Linked DNA regions of Homo sapiens: region 1 is linked to region 2. Evidence: chromatin loops called from intact Hi-C (ENCODE). Cell type or tissue: heart right ventricle. All regions are shown on one strand. Each heading gives the region's core, and the rest is flanking DNA. Links, peaks and the distances in the headings are about the cores only. Region 1 has its middle 11 kb from the start of FOXD1. Region 2 overlaps FCHO2 (FCH and mu domain containing endocytic adaptor 2).

Region 1 (2,908 bases), core at 254-2,753, 350 kb before region 2:
GGTTTGTGCTCAGGCCCTCAGATATCATTGTGAACAGAGACAGTCACCTATTCCGAATGAGTTTAGGCTCACATGGGTTTGTGGAGAGTTAAATACAGAGACCCAGTAAAACAAAAACAACAAAAACCCTAGGGCACTTTTTTTCTTTTTGCAGGCTTAAACATTTTATTACAAATAAAAAAATTAAAATTAAACCAGGTATATTTTCCTTGCTAAACTTTTAAATAAACACTTTCCCACTTGCTGAAGTTGTAGTCGCATCTTCAAAAGGCAGACAGCAAATCCAGGTTTTGGACCACGGGGGGTGGTGCATAAGCACCCAAGAGTTTTTCTGCATTTATTTCACCTTTAAGTTGTCATTGCTAAGGAACTGCTTCCAAATCACCAAGTTTGGGTCTTGGCGTTTTTTGTTTTTTTTTTTTTTGTCTCCAGAAGTAACTGGGAGTACAGAGGAGAAAAATAAAATGTTGAGGCATTCTGTGCTCTGTTTTTCTATTTAAGGAATTTACTATTTCTTTGCCTTCCTCCCCCCTTCCTGGCCTCCCTCCCTATCTGCATAGATAGCAGGACTCCAGCAAACTATATCCCACAGGTCTTTAGAGTTATGTAGGATAGGATCCCTTATTTTAGGGAGTTGGTGGGCGCGGGTTGTTACTGTAACTCTATTCTGTAACTAAAGCTCTGGCATGTAATAAATCTCTCCCCAAAGACTTTTGGATCTTTGATTTGAAAAATCGGATTCCTTTTGTGGAAACAGTTGACAGGAACCTAAAAGGATTAGTTGCATTCCACATAGGATAATTTTTACTGGCAACATTTTGAAACGATTTGGTCCCTTTCAGACCTTAAACAATGTCCAGAAAAATGATCTAACGAGACTTTTATTGTTTTCCTTTGTGTGTGAATCCGCTTGCGCCAACATCTCGATGGGGTTTTGACGGTTTTGCTCCTGAGCAGGGCACTGAATTAATTTCTGATCGCCGTTTCGACTCGGTTAGTTACCTCCTTCGGCCAGGGGCCTGGCGGTGTTTTCCAGGCGTCAGCCCTTGAAATGGCAACAGGAGCGGGAGGCTCGGCCTCTCGGTGGCGCTGTGTCCGGGAGGGACGCGGGGGCCGCTGCCCGCTCGCCCGGGGCCCCGGCAGCTCCGGCGCCTGACGTCGTAGGGGCCGACGAGGCAGCGCGCACGCCCCAAACTGCCATCGTCAAACGCTCCCGGGGCCCTCCATCCACGGGAATGAGACGCGGAAAGGGAGATAATTCGGCTTCTCTCTCTCCTCCAACCGCCCCCCTCCTAAAGCCCCAAGCACAAAGCCGAGAGCGGCCCGCCTTCCCCTCGCAGAAGGCCGCCGAGCTGCTGCGAACCAGCCGCGGGCCACGGCGCCCCCCGCCCTCCAGCCTTCTCCACTGTTTATTTTGTTGTCAGCGGACTTATCAAGATGTTAGTTTGCTGGAGGTTCTGACCTGCCCGGGCGCTTTGGCTGCTCGGCCCGGGCTTTCCCCTCTGTTTTTACACCTGCATAAACTCCACCGCACTCCCCTGTCTGATTTATAGCCCAATTAAAGGTTCAGTGTTCTCCAAGCCACCCGGGCTGCTCCCTTCCCCGCCTCCCGCCGGCTGTGGCGAGCGCAGGAATGCGCGAGGCCGCGCCTAAGGCCGGGCCGCGGCCGAGGCGGTTCTGCGCCCAGCGACCCTCAGGAGCGGCGGCGCGAATGAACGGCCTGCGCCCGGAGAAGGGCAGAGAAACCTCGGGCACATCACCCAACAGCCGCGAGCAGAAAGGCCGCGTCCCCAGCCCAGAGTGATTTCCTTCCTGGGGTTTCGGCCTGAGTGGGACGAGGCGCTCCCCCGACAGCATGCGAGGCCGGGACGGGAGGGCGCTGGGAGCTGCCACGTGGCGCAGCCCGACGCGGAGGCCAGGGGTCCGGCCGCTACGCCGCGCCTCCCCACGATTTTCCGGGTGAGGAAGGGGCGGCCGCGGGGCCCGGCGGGGCGGAGAGGCTCCGGGCTGGGGCGGGAGGCCGTGCCCGCTCCACCGCGGCCCTACCTTCCCGCCCGCCTCGCTCGGCGAAGGCCGGAGACCGCGGCCTGGAGACGCTCCCCGGGGTAGCGGGTGCTTCCAGCTGCCGGGCTCCGGCTGTGGGCGGGAGGCGCGGGGGGTCAAAGACCGCCCAGCCTGCGATCCGGCCAGAGCCCAGCCCCAGCGCGGGCTTCGGCTCCAACTTCCTTCTTTGCGGCCTTTTCTTTACGCAGAGAATAAGCGGCAACCCAGCCGAGATTGGCAGCATTGAGCATCTTCCTAACCCAACTCTGTCTTCTTTCCATCTATCAATCCACCTTTCTAATTAGACTAATTAGGAGCGCTCTGGAGTGTCGCTAGGCCCGGGGACTGAACCGCTTAGGGGTTGTGAAAAGACGCCTGAATGGCCTCGCTGGGGGCCGGGCGGGGGCCTTTGCGACCCATTCAGCACAGAGTAACAGTGGCTACATTTATCCCTGGCCATTGAAAAGAGGCTCGATTAAAACGTTTGGGAACTAATGCCACCCTGCATCCCCTCTCTAATTAGAGGAGCCCAGGGCGAAGGCGAGAGCGCCCGGGACCCCGCAGACACTAGTTCTGTGCGCTACTGCTTTCCGCCCTTTCAGCACAGCCGATTTCCTTCCCCGAGACAAAAGTCCGCCACCTCCCCACCTGTTGCCCGGTCCTTGCTTTCCCACCCATCCCGAGCCCCTTCGCCCTCATCCCAAGCTGAAGGCCCCGCCAACTGCGTTACAACGCACAGCCCAGACGTTGGGGTCAGCGGAGTGGAAAAAAGGCGCCTAGTTCCCTCCTTCTGTCTTGGAAAGCATCCTTTTGCATTCGGTAGGCTACACATTTTCCTCTCCATCTGTCTTCCGTATTTCTCACA
Region 2 (2,908 bases), core at 132-2,631:
TCACTTATACTTTATTAATATGTTTATGAGAATCAAATTATAGATTTTTTGCATACAACTTGGACTCTGGTCTGATTACCTTATGGCACATAGCTCAATTTGATTAAGTGTTCTGAGTTAACATTACCCAAAACTTAGAATTCATGTTCTATTTGTATCCACTGAATATCAAACTTATGAAATTTCAAAGTTATCTCTGACTCTAAAAATGTATGGAAAGCTAAATTACTTTGTGCTTGCTCTTCTGAAACTTTAGGCCTGATATTACACTATAACCCTTTTTTTCAACATAGACACTGGAAATAATTTAAAAATTAATCCTACAAAAACTTCATTTTTACTGAGAATCTGAATAAATGTGCTTCCTGAATATTGTAGTTGATCATTTACAACATAGAGAATCATTTCAGTACTATTTATTTCAATGACTCACTTTAAAAGTGCGATTTAATGTTTGTAGTCAGCTCTCAAATATGTCTAAGTTTGAAAGACATCATACAAGTTAAAATAGTGTTTGGAAAGAACAGATAATGCAGAATGGCAGGTTTGTAATCCCTGAAGCCACATCACTTTCCCAGGTCCATCAACAATCCGCCAGGTATCGTCCTGAAAAACGCCAAGCAGACCTTTGCAATTACAATTTCAAATGCACTCTAAGGACATTTTCCACTGTGGTTACCAATACAAAACTCTAGTTCCCATCTGCTATTTACAGTACATTAGAATCAGATAACAGGTGTTCAGCTATACTGACCGTAAGAACTCTCTCCCAGGTGTGTCTCTACCTGGCACCTTGTACCAAGGGTTAAAGAAAAAATTTCCATGTCTTTAGATTATAAATTGCTTGACAGTTTTTTAATAACTGTTAGAATACAAATGTTTCCCATGTACATTAAAAAGTTTGAAATCTCCTAACTTACCAGTAGCAAACCGCTTCTTTATTAAGGAAAGCCTATAGCCAGTGCCCACAAGTTCGAAATCTACTCCTGAAAGGGTACTTCCCTCGCTGAGGAATTGTACTGCAAGTGTCGTGGGTTTACTAGGTCCTTCTGAAAGATCAAATTTTGCTCGGAGGGACCCAGAACCTACAAAGAAAAGAATAAAGCACTTACACAGGGTAAAATACATTTCAAACAAAATAGAATCAAATGAGCAAGTAAGCTAAACTACATCAGTCCTGTGCTACATTCATTAGATGTGCACAGTAAACAAACTATTATCCTGTTTCCAAATCTCATATTTTTTAGTGAATATCAATTTTCATTAAGTAAATAACCCATGCTTTTCTTTGACTCAATACTAATCTTCAGAGATGTTAACTACTGGACTCCTATGCTATATGCATGTTGAGGCGAGTCAAAAGAGAAGAAGGAAGTAACTGAGGACAGCCCAGAGAAAAACCCTAGGAGGGATATAGGTGGCATAAAGTTAAAAAAGAAATGACTACTGAGTAGTAGAAGAAGTAAAGATGGAAAGGTAACTACGGTTGGGAAGAGTTGTATAACATTGCTATTTTCTATTCACTTTTCTTTTTAAAGTTTTACTGGTCTAACATAATGCCAAGTAGGTATTTCTGAGGTGTTTTGTTTCTAGTATCATCACCATTTATTCAGTATACTTCAGTCTAATGGAATGGCAGGAACAGTAAACCAATAATTATAATGAATATTATAAATGCTGTAAAGGAGCTCTGAGGAGCTACAGGCACAAAAGCACCTATCTCAGCTGAAAATTATAAATGGTGGTGGGGATGATGGTGTGTATTTTAGGCAGAAGTTACCAAAGATACAGAGACAGAGCATGATGCATTTAACGAAATAGCATCTATATCAGATTAGCAGGAGAACAGGATACAGGTAGAGGGGAGTGGCAGATGAGACTAGAGTGGTAGCATGGGCCAGGCCATGGTAAGAAATTCATGATGTAACCATGGGAAGTCACCAAAGATAAGGAAGACAAGAACATTTCAGATTAGTGTCTCAAAAGGGAAGAGAAGCACAAGATGCAAGGTTGGGAGACCAACTGCAAGTCAAAACAGTTTAGGACTCTAGATGATAGGAAAGGGGGATCTGAACTAGGGCTAATAAAAAGGAAAGATATTAAGAAAGTTATTTGAAAGATATTTAGGAGTTGGAATCAAGAAATGAGAAAGGAGGAGTCTAGGAGGGTTCCCAGGTTTCTGGATAGAGCAAATGGACAGAAATGCTAGGTACTAGCAGTAAGATCCTGTGATCCCCTGCACAGAAGCTTAACACTACACAGAGAAATGGAGAATAGGATGTCACAACATTGATCCAACTTGTATTATTATGCCTGGAGGCATAGATCAGTAGTGGAGATGAACTGCTGCCTTATTCTTAATTACTATCCAGGCCCTCAAACTTTTACAATTCTTGATAACCAATTTGGTTGTGCAAAAGTTCTACCATAGACCAAGAGCAACAACCTTGACAATCACCTTAGAAATATTTCCTGTCCCTCTTCTGAGTACACAGTCAGCAACAGAAAACAGATTTCTATTTTACAGAATTTTTTGTGTTTTTTTTTTTTGAGACAGAGTCTCTCACTCTGTTGCCTAGGCTGGAGTGCAGTGGCACGATCTTGGCTCACTGCAACCTCCGCCTCCTGGGTTCAAGCGATTCTCCTGCCTCAGCCTCCTGAGTATCTGGGATTACAGGCGCACACCACCATGCCTGGCTAATTCTGTATTTTTAGTAGAGACAGGGTTTCACCATATTGGCCAGGCTGGTCTTGAATTCCTGACCTCATGATCCACCCGCCTCAGCCTCCCAAAGTGCTGGGATTTCAGGTGTGAGCCACCGTGCCCAGCCTATTTTACAGCATTCTTATTTATTTATTTATTTATTTATTTATTTATTTATTTATTTATTTATTTTTTGAGACAGAG

What was found. Peaks named below come from ENCODE experiments on the same cell type or tissue, not always from the same donor. Only the 100,000 strongest peaks of a DNase experiment are listed, where the experiment ranks them.
Region 1: it touches region 2 in a loop (7-fold over the local background); 4 of 110 quality-filtered maps call a loop at or near these places.

What each region holds. Positions count from the first base shown.
Region 1 is chr5:73,435,905-73,438,812 of GRCh38, reverse strand. No RefSeq gene overlaps it. Among named protein-coding and RNA genes, the nearest start is that of FOXD1, 11 kb to the left of the region's middle. RefSeq lists an enhancer at 2,288-2,908. In heart right ventricle, for the core only: no CTCF peak of the experiment used is centred there; no DNase peak of the experiment used is centred there; H3K4me3 peaks cover 1,159 bases; H3K27me3 peaks cover 2,500 bases.
Region 2 is chr5:73,085,766-73,088,673 of GRCh38, reverse strand. It overlaps FCHO2 (FCH and mu domain containing endocytic adaptor 2), which reads right to left. Exons shown (of 26, transcript NM_138782.3): 25 at 921-1,085; 26 at 1-606. The coding sequence ends at 584. Among named protein-coding and RNA genes, the nearest start is that of TMEM171, 33 kb to the left of the region's middle. In heart right ventricle, for the core only: no CTCF peak of the experiment used is centred there; no DNase peak of the experiment used is centred there.